Linked DNA regions of Homo sapiens: region 2 is linked to region 1. The links are chromatin loops, found by intact Hi-C in ENCODE. Cell type or tissue: sigmoid colon. All regions are shown on one strand. Links, peaks and the distances in the headings refer to the core of each region. The heading gives the core; the rest is flanking DNA. Region 1 has its middle 19 kb from the start of LINC00917. Region 2 has its middle 75 kb from the start of FENDRR.

The links. A loop is a pair of places that touch in the nucleus more often than their neighbours do. Peaks named below come from ENCODE experiments on the same cell type or tissue, not always from the same donor. Only the 100,000 strongest peaks of a DNase experiment are listed, where the experiment ranks them.
Region 2: a loop joins it to region 1, with 4 times the contacts of the local background. A loop is called at or near these places in 4 of 110 quality-filtered maps.

The regions. Positions count from the first base shown.
Region 1 is chr16:86,361,381-86,368,646 of GRCh38, reverse strand. No RefSeq gene overlaps it. Among named protein-coding and RNA genes, the nearest start is that of LINC00917, 19 kb to the right of the region's middle. RefSeq lists an enhancer at 306-475. In sigmoid colon, for the core only: no CTCF peak of the experiment used is centred there; DNase peaks (open chromatin) are centred at 2,894, 3,796, 4,186 and 5,426; H3K4me3 peaks cover 544 bases; H3K27ac peaks cover 844 bases.
Region 2 is chr16:86,429,975-86,437,240 of GRCh38, reverse strand. It overlaps the pseudogene LOC401864. Among named protein-coding and RNA genes, the nearest start is that of FENDRR, 75 kb to the left of the region's middle. RefSeq lists a silencer at 3,718-3,947. In sigmoid colon, for the core only: no CTCF peak of the experiment used is centred there; DNase peaks (open chromatin) are centred at 4,420, 4,977 and 5,522; H3K4me3 peaks cover 501 bases; H3K27ac peaks cover 2,507 bases.

The sequences.
Region 1 (7,266 bases), core at 1,214-6,213:
TAGTTCAATGACTGGTGTGCATAGAAGAAGAGGAGAGGGACAGGCAGAGACACACAGAGGAGAAAGTCAGGAGACTGACAGCAGGGAGGCTGGTGATGATGGAGGCAGACACGGAGGTCGTAAAGCTGCGAGCCAAGGAAAGCCGGGGACTGCCACCAACAGCCAGAAGTTGACAAGCCTTCAGAGGGGGCTCTGCCCTGCTGGCACCCTGACTTTGGACTTCCGGCCTCCAGAACTGGGAGAATACATTTCTGTTGCAGCAGACACAGGAGGCCAATATACCACCTGACGCCATGGCCGTTCTGGACGGGGACCCACGAACGAAGAATTTGGGAAAATCGGACACTCTGCAGCAATGCAGGGTGGGATTCGGAGGATTTCCCACATGAAGGCAGGGTCCTGGGAGGGTTGGGTTGGAAATTAGAATCCAGACAACAAGCCTGGATTTGGCCTCGGATTCTTGGGGCGAGAATCTAAAAGCAGATTTTCCCACTTTTGGTTGACTTCTCCTCCACTCTGAGATGAAGGGTTTGGCCTGGGAAGGGAGTTCTCAAAAGGTAGCGCATGAACCAGCAGCAGCAGCAGCTCGTGAGGGTACTGTTGAAAATGCAGATGCCTGTGCTCCCCCGAGCCCCTTTGAAGCAGCATCATCAGAGATGCAGCCTGGAAATCTGCATTTTCACAAAGTCCCCGGTGATTTGAGAGCATGCACGTGTGTTACGCACTGACCTGGAAGAGGTTCAGCGTTTAGTGATAAATGAGTCTCTACAAATGTAAACACAGTCTCACTCCCTGGAAACACTCCCTGGAAAAGGGGAGCAGATGTGCAGCACCTTAACCTGGAAACCGAGCCCTTGGGAGTAAGGGCATGAGGTTGTAGCTGGGATCCTAGTACAATAAGGTGATTTTGGCACCCACTTTACAAAGAGCTTAAGCAAGACCCCTATAAGGCGAAGACTATCGCCCAAATGTGTCAGGGCATTTGGCCTCTGATTCCCAATTACGGGAAAGCAGTTTAAGGATTTAAGCAGTTATGTGTTTCTTTCCTTTATCTGGGACTGAGCTATGAAAACCTCCATGTGGATATGCTTAAAGAGATACCCTGATTAGGAGGGAGGAGAGGAAAGAAATCCCTTGTTACATTAGAATAACAATTTCAGCTGCCGTACCAAGCAAATCTGAGAAGGCATTTTTTAAACATAGATTCATTATTCAGGAAAAGAGAGTTAATAAACAAAACACAAAGCCTGAACTCAACTGGAATCTAAAAGCCAAGTTGAACTTTCTTTTTCTAGCATGGGTTATGATGTTATCTCATTCATTTATTTCATTCCTGGATTAACGTGGTTTTACTCAGTCTTAATCTTTACTAGATTTTTCCACCTCAGGTGGGAAAAAGTGGATTTTGCATACCTTTTGAATTTTATAGGTAGAGAAAGAAATCATAAAGAAAAAGATTAACATATTGGACTATGTAAAATCCTTTTATGAATCCATCACAAAATTAGAAAGTAAACAACAAATTGGGGAAAATGTTACCAACATCCTTGAAAGATGGTCTAACTTTCTCATTGGCCTTTGGAAGGCTAAGAGACCTATTGTAATGAAGGGATAAGGCAAATCACTGTCCTTAAAATGCAGATGACCCTTGAAAATCAGGAAGATAAAGTCGATCACCCTAAGAGGTGAAGGGCAAAAAGTATTATCAAGCAATTTATAAAAGAAGAAATCCCACTGGCCAACTAACATAGAAAACTAATCATCTACAATAACAAGAAAACACACAGAGACACAGATGTTCTTTCTTTTTTGTCTGCCAAATTGGCTAAGTTTTTAAAAATTACAGTATTCAATAGGAAACGTTTGAGAAAAGTACTCTTATCATATATTGCTGGTAAAATTGTAAATTGTTACAATCTTTTTGGAGGGCAATTTGGCAAAGGGTATCAAATGCCTTAAAAAGTGCATGTCTTCAAAAATAATCATATTTGTAGGAATTGGTTCAAAGGAAATACTCAGAGGTTCTGCAAATATTTACAGATAGAGAGATAGATAGATTTATTACAACATTAAATGTGTGTGTGTGTGTGTGTGTGTGTGTGTCCTAAAAATGGCAATTACATAAATAACTAGTAAACAGTAATTGGGCAAATAAAGGATGGGCCATATCCGCAAGTAAATGCTTTGTATGGTGAGAAATTATGTTCTTAAAATATTTAGCTGGGCGTGGTGGCTCACGCCTGTAATCTCAGCCCTTTGGGAAGCCAAGGTGGGTGGATCACTTGAGGCCAGGAGTTTGAGACCAGCCTAGGCAACATAGCGAGACCCCTGCCTCTCCTCTAAAAGAAAGAAAAAAATATTTAAAGTTGTCAGAAGTGTTTGCAAAACATAATTATAGGACAAACAGTTTACGAGGAAGTACGTGTGTCATGATTTAAAAATTAAGCGTTTTATTTGGTGATCTAGAAAAACTATGACCATTTGAAGTAAATTCAAGTGTAAATAATAACAACCTTTGACTTTACAGACACGCTGAGGTTATTTGCGGAAGGCGGGACGGAGGCGACTGAACCATCACTGCCGCGTCTGATTTTTGTTTCAGTTTAAGTGCTTGACTGTGGTTTCCAAATTTCCTACAATGAACATGTGGGGTTTTTCAAAAAAACAAATATGTGAAATCTTTCTCTGTCTAGTTCCTTCGCCTTTACTTTTCTTGATGGTTTGTGAGCTAAGGTGGGCTTTCTACATGGACTTGGAATATTTGAGGAAAGATGGGGCAAGGAAATAAGAAATAATTGCTGCTCTGTGGCAGAATAAACTGTGAAGGCCCCCTCCTGGCCTGCTTCACCTCAACAGGCCGTGGACCCTGGCACCCAGCTGCCTACGGACAGAAAAGCCTCTTGGGAGGTCCAGGCTCTGCCGCACCCTCCCCACAGCAGCTGCTGCCACAGCTACGCCTCTGTTTATCTGCTTGATGTATGCGGTGTTGTGGAAATACATTGGAACGAAGGGCTCTGTGGATTTCAGTGGTTTGAGATGTTGTTGCTCTGGAACATGAACCCATCTTTGATCCACCAAGGAGCACGGGCTAGCTCTCTTAGACTTGATGTTGAAAGGTCGAGAATCTAGAACCCCAAATCAAGACATGGAAGAATTCAAGTTCAAGGCCGCATTTATTGAGTGGGTGCCGGCCCTGTTTTTTATGAATAGCAGCTTTTTAAATTTTCACAATAGTCCTAGGGAATAGGCACTCTGATTATGCCTACTTTACAGAGGAAGAAACTGAGGCCCAGGTAACATAAATGGTAGAACCAGGACTGGAACTGAAGGCTGACTTCAGAGTCCCTGCTCTTAACGGGTCTAAGACTCATGCGAATCTGTGGGACCCAGGGACTCTGAGGGCAAGAGTGGAGAGGCTGCCACTGGTACCCGGAGGTGTGGATGATGTCACCTGGGGGTGGGTGGGTGGCTGAACTTGGGATCACTGGGTCATGCCCTGGAATTATGAGTTGGAGTGCTTCCTGGAAAGAGATGGACACCTGTTTGGATATAGTGGAGAGAATGGCAGCCTCCAGAAAGATACCTCCATGTCCTAAACCTAGAACCCGTGAAGCTGACCTTATTTGGATAAAGAGTCTTTGCAGATGTAATGAAATTAAGAATCTCAAGATGAGATCATCCCAGGTTATCCAGGCAGCCACTAAACCCGAAGATCAGAGACACACAGAGAGAAGACCAGGAGAGCATGCCAGGAAGACAGAGCCCAGACTGGAGCGATGCACCACGTGCCAAGGGGCGCCAGCAGCCAACAGATGCTGGAAGAGGGAAAAGGCGTCCAGAGGGAGCACAGCTCTGCCCACACCCTGATTTGAGACTTCTGCTCTCCAGAACCGGGAGAGAATACATTTCTATCGTTTGGAGCTCCCTTGGTTTTTGGTGGTTACAGCAGCCACAGGAGACTCATACCTAATAACGAGACCCAATAAGGCCGTTCTTGTACTTATTTGTGTTTCTCTGAACAAGGTTGTTCCAGCTCTTGGTGTCGGGGGAGAAAGCCTATGTCAGATGATGCCAGGCGGGACACTTCACTGTGCAGGAATCCACAGGTCTGTGCCTCTCTGAGCCTTGGCAGGGAGCTAGAAATAGCTCAGGCGCAGCACCCTTTTTTGGTTAATGGACTGGGCTTGCAGTGCCTGCCACTTAAACAGCTACGCCAGGCGGGAGGCTGCAGGGAGCTCAGCTCCTTCCCTCCCTGCCCCTCCTTATCATGATGGATTGCCTCTCAGGAGTGAGATGGAAACTTAAAATGCTTCGCTCTGCACAGCTCCGGGCAATGCCTGGCTGCTTTTCCTCGCAAATTCAGGGTCATAAACTTTTAAAAATAGGCACAGGGCTGCCAGTCTCATTAAAAGAGACTCTGATTTATTGAGATGCATGGGCATCGTTTTCAGATAGTTCTGGAACTTTTTGGAAAGATCCTACTTATGATCATCGTGAGTTTGCCCTCAGTCCTCCTTCTCCTCCTTGGAAGTTAGTTTTCTTCCCTGCAGGAGCAAAAAAGAAGCCAGCAGCCTTGAGGACTTTCTGGATACCCTCAGAGGAAGCAAACATCTGGTGCTCTATAAATGCTTCCCTAATGGTTTGAGCTGAAGAAGTAAAAACCACTCTTCTGAATGGCTTAGAGGAGCCAGTTGGATTGATGAGCAAGCAGCCGTGTCCAGTTATGTTTTTACTGAGCGTGTCAGGATGAAAACCTTCTGCAAACGGGGATTTTCCCAAAAAAAAGGTGGTGGGTGGGGTGGGGTGGGGGTGGACATGTGGCACCCATAGAGCCCTGTTGTTAAAAGTATATTTAGCCAATTTTGTTTGGATAATGGTGGAAGATAAAATTTGCCAGGGACCCAGCTGACCTCTTTACAACTGAAATCAGATCCATTAATCTGAGTACAAAATACAGAGGGTTACAGCTTACTGATCACGTTGTTCTTTCTTTTATCCAGGCAACAAACAATGAAGGTAGGTATCACGTATAATCCCGCTAAAGAAAAATGCCTATTAAATGTTGAATACAACTCCCTTTTAGTACTTTTTTTCTGTTTTGTATATTGTGTGTACTTAAAATCTGTATTCTACATGGCTATTTGTAACCCTTCATCCCACTCAATATGCTGTGAACATTTTAACATGCATTAAGTATTTTATGGCCTCATTGTAAATGAATAGTTTTCCATCATAGAAAGGTATCCAAATTCATTTAACGAGTCCCTGTTGTGGCATATTTGCTATAATAATCTGATTAAGCACTGGGTTTTTGTTCTAGGGGTTGAGCAAGAGGTAGATTCTGTTTCCTATAAATTCTTTTTCTCTGAGTACACAGGCCACGTTGGATGCCAGTTTTCGTCTTCCTGCTGGGATTACATGTGGTAGACAGGGAATGTTTCCTCACCAGCGTGGTGAGTTAAAGGCTGTCATTTCAGACCCTTCCAGGCAGGGGCTGGAGCATGCTGATGACAGAGAGAGACATGGAATTCTTCCAACAGCCTGTGGGTCCCTAGGAAGCTGGAACATTCTTTGTCTGATTAGAGGAAGAATGGCATTTCTGAAAGTGGGTTTTGTGGGTGCATAAAAAGCCCAAAAAAGGGTCTGTTCTGGAAAGTTGGCCATCAGAACCTTCCCTTGATGTGATGGAGTATATCAAAGAATCACATTTGGGTGCCACTAACAGAACCCCCCGACCTCACCCCACCCCCACCAGTTGGTGGCTTGAACACAGTTGGTACGAGTTTTTTTTTTCTCAAGTGCTGAGAAATCCTAAGGCTGCAGTAAATAGCATTGGTTCAATACAACGCTGTCAGAGTCGAGATCTTTTCCATTTTCTCTAACTTTCTTTTATTGTTACCTCATGGTGTCAAGATGGTGGCGACATCTCCACCAGCCCATCCCTGCTCCAGGTGGAAAGACGGGAGTAAGTGAAGGTCAAATGAACAGATTCTGTTTGACTCTAGGGGCAATGATGCGTACAGCCAGTTGGCTCTAATGGCGTCACATGATTATACCTATTTGCAAGGGAGATTGGGAAATGTAGTTTTTTAGATGCCCATTAAAACTTGGCTCTGTTAATAAGAAATAAGGGAAGAATAAATGTTGTGTGGATAATCAATAATTTCAGCGATGTGAAGCAAGCTGAGAATTGTTTTGAAAATGGACAGGCTGGGTATGGTGGCTCACACCTGTAATCCCAGCAATCTGGGAGGCTAAGGCAGGAGGGCTGCTTGAGCCCAGGAGTTTGAGACCAGCCAGGGCAACATAGCAAGACCCCATCTCTACAAAAAGAATTAAAAAATTAGCTGGGCATGGTGGCACATGTCTGTAGTCCCAGCTACTTGGGAGACTGAGGTGGGAGAATCGCTTGAGCCCAGGAGGTTGAGGCTGCTGTGAGCTGAGATTGCGCCACTGCACTCCAGCCTGGGTGACAGAGCAAGACCCTGTCTCAAACAAAAAAAGAAAAGAGTCAGATATTTAAAGGGTAGACTACAGAAGCAAAGTAATTCACCAGTCTGAAAATAAATGTTTTATTCACAGCATTGCCTCTAAATACAAACCACTGTGTCATCCTCAGGGTGCTTTAGATGGCTTTCTATAGACTTCAACCACGTTAGGGGACAGTTGGTGACCAAAGAAAGAACATCTGATTACCACTGGCATTGCTTAGTTTAAACAGTCTAAAATCAGTTCTGTAGAGGCAGACCATGATATAAGGATCCACATGTGGGTGGCTTATCAAGGAAGAAAGACTTCCCAGAGAGATGAGTGAGGGAGCAGTGGAAGCAGGACAGAGAAGGACAAGCTGAGCAGTTGCCATTTCAGGCACGGTCCCAGCCGGAGCCTTTTTCGGCAGCATTGCTCATTGTTCTTAAGGCAGCTGGGGCTTTATTGGCCCTGCCCTCGTCAGTCACTGGCCAGGGCCACTCAGGAGGGTCTCAAGGTCCGAGGAGCCTCCTGTGCATCTACGAGTGAAGCAGCCCCTATAGCTCAAGAACAGGACTTCAAAGAGAGTCACAGGTGCAGGTCACCAGAAGCAAAGCACACAGAAGATGGGGGAAGTGGGGATGGATAAATAGAGGTAGCAACAGGGAGGACATTGTCTCAGAAATACTCTGGGTTATTTCCAATGACTTTTGCTGCAATGAACATCTTTGTATGCAAATCAATTTTCACATTTATGGTTTTTTCCCTAATAAATTCCTAGAAATAAAGTTCCTGGAT
Region 2 (7,266 bases), core at 1,323-6,322, 68 kb before region 1:
CTTACAGTCCACATCCTTCTCTGGAAAAGTGTCTCTGGTGCTTCAAAGATAATTGCTTTCACCCCACCCTTCCCAGGAATCACACAGATCATCCTCTATCTGGAGGACCAGACCTCCATCCTCCGGAGGACCTTGTTTTGGGAATGAGCAAAACAGAAAACCACAAAGCCAAGCTGGGGTGGATATTATGAGCTTTCAGTTTGGCTCAGAGAGAAGGCTGAAGCCATCCCTGCCATCTGGTGACTCAGATCCAAGTGCCTAAATGATACATAGTCCAGGGCATCCGAGCAGGGAGTGGGAGAGGACATCCACCTGGGCACTGCCGCAGGGGTTCTCCATCCTCTGCATCTGCCCCACGCCTGCCAGCTCAGACTCCAAATCCCTGTCCCAGGAAGCTCTGTTGCTTGCACCTTCACTGAAAGCTTAGGCTGAACTAGCAAAGCTCCCCAGGCGAGGTATCTCGATGGTTTACATTATCTGACTGATATTAGATCTTTTCCTGAAAGCCTGGTTTAATGAGGGGGGAGGGGAGTCAGTGTGTGGCCATGGATTTGTGAGGCAGGAAAGTGAGATAAATACTTTGGAGGGACAAAAAAAAAAAGAGAGAGAGAGACTAGGCAGACATAGGATGAGCTGGCAAATGTGGGTAGCCTTGGACTGACCACATAGTGAAATAAAATAACAGCTAATGTTTGAGGGCTTAACATGTGCTAGCTACACGGGGTAGTGCAAAAAACTTTGTTAGAAACTATCCAACAATTGTTTTGGGCAGGTGACATTACTAGCTTCATTTTACAAATGAGGTCCTAGAGACAGAGAGAGGCTAAGTCACTTGTTCCAAGTCACATAGCTGGTTAGCAGAGGGGCCACTTCCAACCCTGTCTATTCCCTGCATTGCAACACGATTGCTTCTCTGCCCAGTGTCTATCAGACTCAACACCAAGTTATTGGATACGACTGATTTATTTCTTTGATCATTGCTTCCTCTAAATGGATAATTTGCCTCCTTCTCTGGGAAAGACAGCAAAGGACTATGAAGACACTTGTCAGTCCATGATGGCTTAGGAGATTGGGGGTCTAGAGAACTGCCCATTGGCATGCTAGCAAACTGAGTGGTACCTCAACTGGTCATTGGTCTTCTATGGACTTTAGTCTCTTCATCTATAAAGTGGAGGTGGACATGTTTCATGATGGCAAGAGTTCTAGTTAGCTTAAAATTTTGAGAGATCCCCTCCGTTTGCTAATTATGTGAGCTTCTAAGTACTGTGATCTCTTCGAGTCTCAATCTCAGCACCAGGCCAGTTGCAATGATAATTGTACTTTCTTTGTGAAGATTAAATGGGCCCTGATGCAACCATGGCTGAAGAACAACCACAGGTGAAATTGCTCTTGAAGGCTGGCAGTGATGGAGCCAAGACTGGGAACTGCCCCTTCTTTTTTTTTTTTTTTTTTTAATTGAGACAAAATTTCACTTTTGTTGCCCAGGCTGGAGTGCAATGGCACGATCTCGGTTCACTGCAACCTCTGCCTCCCGGGTTCAAACGATTCTCCTGCCTCAGCGTCTCGAGTAGCTGGGATTACAGGCACGCACCACCACGCCCAGCTAATTTTGTATTTTTAGTAGAGACGGGGTTTCTCCATGTTGGCGAGGCTGGTCTCGAACTCCCGACCTCAGGTGATCCACCCACCTCGGCCTCCCAAAGTGCTGGGATTATAGGCGTGAGCCACCGCGCTTGGCCAGGAACTGCCCCTTCTTCTAGAGACTGTTCATGGTGCTCTGGCTCAAAGGAGTCACTTTCAACATCACCACCATTGACACCAAGAGGTAGACCGTGACAGTGCAGAAGCTGTGCCCAGAAGGGCAGCTCCTGTTCCTGCTGCGTGGCATGGAAGCACACATAGACACCCAAAAGATTGAGGAATTTCTGGAGGCAGTGCTGTTCCCCTGCAGGTACCCCAAGCTAAGAGCTCTAAATCCTGAGTCAAACACAGCTGGGCTGGATGTATTTGCCGACTTTTCTGCCTACATCAAGTTCAAATGCAGGACTCAACGATACTCTGGACAAGGGGCTCCTGAGAGCCCTGAAGGTTTTAGACAGTTACTCAACATCCCCCTTCCCAGAAGAAGTGGATGACAGCAGTGCTGAAGATGAGGGCATCTCTCAGAAGAGGTTTCTCGATGGCAACGAGCTCTCCCTGGTTGAGTGCAGCCTGTTGTCAAAGCTCTGCATAGTCCAGGTGGACTGTGAGAAGTACCAGGGCTTCCCCATCCCTGAGACCTTCCGGGGATGGCATCGGTGCTTGGGCAGTGCCTATGCCTGGGAAGAATTCACCCCTACCTGTCCACATGATGAGGAGATCAAACTGGTCTGCAAGCAAGTGGCCAGGACCCTCAAATAAGCCCCTCCTAGGACTCCCTCGGCCCCCTCCATGTTCCCCACAAAGGCCCGGAGGGTTTTCACACCGGCCCTGGGGGTTTCCACATTGCTACCCAATGGACACACTCCAAATGGCCAGTGGTCAGGGACTCCTGGTGCACTTGTGCAGGGGTGTCGAGGGGGAAGGGGGAATGAGGGAAAAGGATGGGGATCCTGGGTGAGATTCGTATTGTGGGGTGGGGCAGGTAGAGCAACATACTTCACTAATAAAGTACAGAATTTAAAAAAGATTAGGGCAGGTGCAGTGGCTCACACCTGTAATCCGAACATTTTGGGAGGCCGGGGCGGGCGGATCACCTGAGTTCAGGAGTTCAAAACCAGCCTACCCAACATGGTGAAACCCTGTCTCTACTAAAAATACAAAAAATTAGCTGGGTGTGGTGGGAGGCACCTGTAATCCCAGCTACTCTGGAGGCTGAGGCAGGAGAACCACTTGAACCCACAAGGTAGAGGTTGCAGTGAGCCGAGATCACATCATTGCACTCCAGCTTGGGCAACAGAGTGAGACTCTGTCTAAAAAACAAACAAACAAAAAGATTAAATGAGGTAGTGCATAGAAGTCCACTGAGGCAAAACCAGGCAAGTCACACTTATGAGGATGGTTTTCTCATTGCAAACCCTAATCCCCACGTGTCAGAGGCTCCATACGCAGCAAGTTTTTTCTTCATTACATAACAGTGCAGCACTGATTTTCCCAGCTGGTTGGTTCTCATGGGAGGCTCTCCTCCTCCCAGGTATCGGGAGACCTCTTAATTCAGCAGGTGGAGAGGATGGAGGATGGGAGCTGGCATGCTAGATTTTGATGGATCAGGCCCGGAAGTGGTCAATATCACTTTTGTCACTTGTCATTGGCCACAACTCAATCACTCATTTCCCCCTAACTGCAAGGGAGGTTGGGAAATGTGGATGGCTGTGTTCCTCGGAGGAAAAGGAAAATGATTTGGAGAACGAGTTGCTGGTCTCTGCCACAGAGCTCTATAAATGATAGATAGTGATGACCATGACATTGTTGTTGTTAATCATTGTGTGGGAAGAAAAGAGAGATCCCATGACTTATTGGGATCAAGAAAGGATCAATCGCCATTTCCATACATGTGCAAGTGTGTGTGTACAGAGTGCGTATATGAGTGCATGTTCCCCAGAAAACCGAAGTCAAGGCAAACCTAATGTTCTGCCATTGGATTAGGGGGTGGAATCCCAGGGAGGGTTCAATACTGAACTGGCCAGCACTTGGTATTAGGAGCAATTGATTGCACAGTTTTAGGGGACTCTTCCAAAAATCCATATAGACAACTGCTTCTCAGGACAACCATCCAAGGAGGAGAGAAGAGAACAATTTGCCCACTGGTTCATGCTGCCCATCGGCCAATTATCTACTCTATGATGCATGAAGTCTTTCCTGTTGGTGCGTGGCTGGGCACTGGGCAGGTGCCACAGCATCCACGGCCTCCAAGGTGACAGGAAGTCCCCAGAGTGGGAGGAGGACTATGTCCAGCGTGGACACAGTAAGGTGCTTTGCAGAATGTGTTTGGAACCATGAAGGTCTGGCTGCCATAGTGGTGCCTAGAGTAAGGAGCCAAAGACCGCAGGTGAGACTGCGGTGATCTAGTAGTAGAGACGAGGTATCTGATACAGGTGTCACCTTTGCCAAGCTCACGGAAACCAGAACTGAAGAAACCCCTTGGCTCCAGGGCACTGGGTCAGCACACGGCCACATCCCTGCCTGCAGCTGAGCATGATTTCTGCCTTGCACTGTATCTGACCCTTGAGAGTTTGAGTGTTTGCTGGAAATAAAAAGCCCATGCACACATGATCCTCTGGGGCCGAGGCCCTGTCATCCTTCACGAAAATGAGCCCTTCAACAAATGTAAATACCCTCCGTGTTCTCCCGGAGGCCGGTCCTAACAAGGCCTCGCCAGGGCGCCTCGTAATCCCTGGGATTGCTGGAGCTTTTAGGTTTAACAGAGCAATTTGTAAGGCCGCCTGTCTTGCAGCCAGCTCTGCGGCGACTTGCCTGCGGTATGTTCCCTGGCGTCTCCTAGAAACTGTGGGCTGGACTCACGCAGGGCAGGCGAAGGGCTCTGCCTACCCCAAACTTGGAGCCCTCTGGATCCCAGAGTCTCACAGTGCTCCCGGGAAATTTCATAAGGGCAAGCATGATGCATTAGGCTTGGGGGAAGGGAATGAGATCCAAAGCCTGGAAGATGTGAGAGGTAGCAGACACCGTCTAGGAAAGCTGGGGTGATTTCCGAGCTTTCCGTGCAGGGTGCACGGTGTGGCGGAGGCAGAGCTCCAAGAGCTAAAATTCCCAGCTCGGCTTGGGGCCCCGGGTTGTGCCTAACTAGCTGAGGACCCTCAGGCAAGCTGACACCACTCCCTTCAATGGCTTCCAAAACCCTGGCCAAGGTTCTAAGGTGTGCACAGTGGGCACTGCTCCCCTCCCCACCCCGTCTCCCACCTCTGACCCTCACCCTTCCCAGCGACAGGGTTCTGTATTCCGTGCGGCCTGCCACGGGCCCGCCTCGGGGGTGCCCTGCAGAGCAGCCCGAGCACCTCCCTATGCACGTAGCTCCCTCCCTCGCGGCAACAGGCCGACTTCATCTCCCACCCCGGGAAGCCAGGCAGGACCCGAGACTGAGCTCTGGCCAGCGGACATGGGAAAGAGTGCCAGCTGCCCCTGAAACTTCTCCTGCCATTTGCTATGATTTCTTTTTTCTGTCTACTGGCCGGACACTGAGCTCCAGGGAAAGAAACTCCAAGACCTAGAAAACGGGTCCTGGACTCTCGAATGGCTCCATGGAGCCAACCACCCACCCTACTGCCCCACATTCTGTGCCGAGAGAGGAGCATGAGTCAGGTGAAGCTCCTGAAACCTGGGGTTGCTTGTTACAGCAGTGAGCCCCTGCGCATATATACATACTCAAGACACCAACTTAACCTCTTTGAGCCCATTTGCTTCATGGTGAAAACAGTAACAGTGCGTCTGCCCTGCTCAGCCAGCAGGGCTGCTGTGGGCTCAAGTGAGGTAGCTGCCACTCTGGTGCTGAGTCAGACCGGCCCCGGGGCTGCATCCCGTCAGCCCACCTCCAAGGCTGTTCAGCAGGGCCACCGTCAAGATTCAATGAGGTCGCGTGGAGAACGTGTCTCGATAGTGCCCAGGCCTGCAGTGGGCCCTGCGCCCATGCCCCTGGCCTTCCTTGGGGCTGGCTACCCTTCACTGTGCTCCCCAGCTCCAGTGCCAGTCTTCTCTGTCCACCTCTGAACTCTGGAGACGACAGAGCCTGAACCCCCTCATCCTCTCCCTGGCTTCCGGTTGGGTTCAGCTGCGGGAGGTGCCTTCAGCAGAGTGGTGTGCAGGACGAGAGATGTCAGGCCATTTCTTCCTCCTGCCGGTGGCCCTGTCCTTCTCTCACCACAGCTCCTCTCTTCCGTATCTCTGATGCTTCCAAGCTCCCCTTGCCCTCTCTAGTCTCAGGCTGGCCATGGCATCCCGCCGTGGCTTGTCTCTGGCTGTCTTCACCTGTGTGAGCCTCTGTAACTGGTCCCTTCATTAAAGGCTTGTCTCTGGCTGTCTTCACCTGTGTGAGCCTCTGTAACTGGTCCCTTCATTAAAGGCTTGTCTCTGGCTGTCTTCACCTGTGTGAGCCTCTGTAACTGGTCCCTTCATTAAAGGCTCTCCAGATCGCCAGCCAAGGGTGCTGCCTCTTTCCTTCCAGGACCCTGACTGCTGCCCCTGCTCAGTATCACAGAGGGCTCTTGGTTGGAGCAACAGACACTCATTCTGCCTTACTCAGCAGCAAAGGAATTTGGAAAGGGATACTGAAAAGCTTACAGAATTTCCAGAAGGCTTTAAGATGTGGAAATGAGAGCCTGGGAAATGAAAGCATAGAATCAGGCTGGTGGGGTGCAGCTTCCACCACCAGAGCTGGGCTCGGAGGCCACAGCATGAGCCCCAGCCCCCTGCGCTGCGGCCATTGGCACCCCAGGGAGCGGGTGCAGTGAAGCTGTCAGGAGCACCATCTCCAGAAGTGGTTCTCCTCTCTTCCAGCTTCTTGGCCACACGAGTCCAGACTCCAATGTCCAAGTGCACGCCAGTGGTTGTCACTTGCTACGCCCCCACTGCTGGGGAGCTTGCACACTGAGCATTTGGCACCACAGACGTTTGGGCAGGGTGTTTTGGGTGCTGGGTGGATGCACTGGACACTTTCCAGCTGCTCCCTGTGTCTGCCTCTCCTTCCTTTTCCCTCTGTGCCCTCAGAGATTGTAACGTGGACTCCCCTGCATCGTATTAATCAGGCTCCTTTGCCCTGGCATCTTGTTGAGTTCAGCCAAATCAAGATACAGCAAGAGATGCGAGGGAGGTGGGGAGAGAAGCTGGGTAGTCACTGGCCTTGCTACAGACTTGTACATAGGCTGGCTGTGTCCCTCTGAAGAAGGCCACAGCTCCTGTTGGACAGGCCCCTCTCCACTGGGCCTCTTTGTGTCTGGGGTTCCAGTAACTCCCCCACCAACCCCTCAGTCATGGTGGTGGTCTCTGCTCCCTGCTGTTTATGTTTTGCAGGGGGAGGAGAGCTGTACCACCCTTGTTGCTGTCTTCTGTAAATTGTCCTCATATGAAACTCTTTCCAAGTCACCATGTAAGAGGGACATCGATTTCTTGCTGGCGTCTTGATTGTTAGGGCAGGCAAAAATAAACAGGTAAGCAGGAAGGCCACAGTTGACCACACTCACGGCAGCTCTCCTGGGCTGCCGAGCACCTCCCTATGCACGTACCTATGCACCTCCCTTTGTTGTGGGCTGCTTGTGACCCCCAGAAGGGTAGATCCTA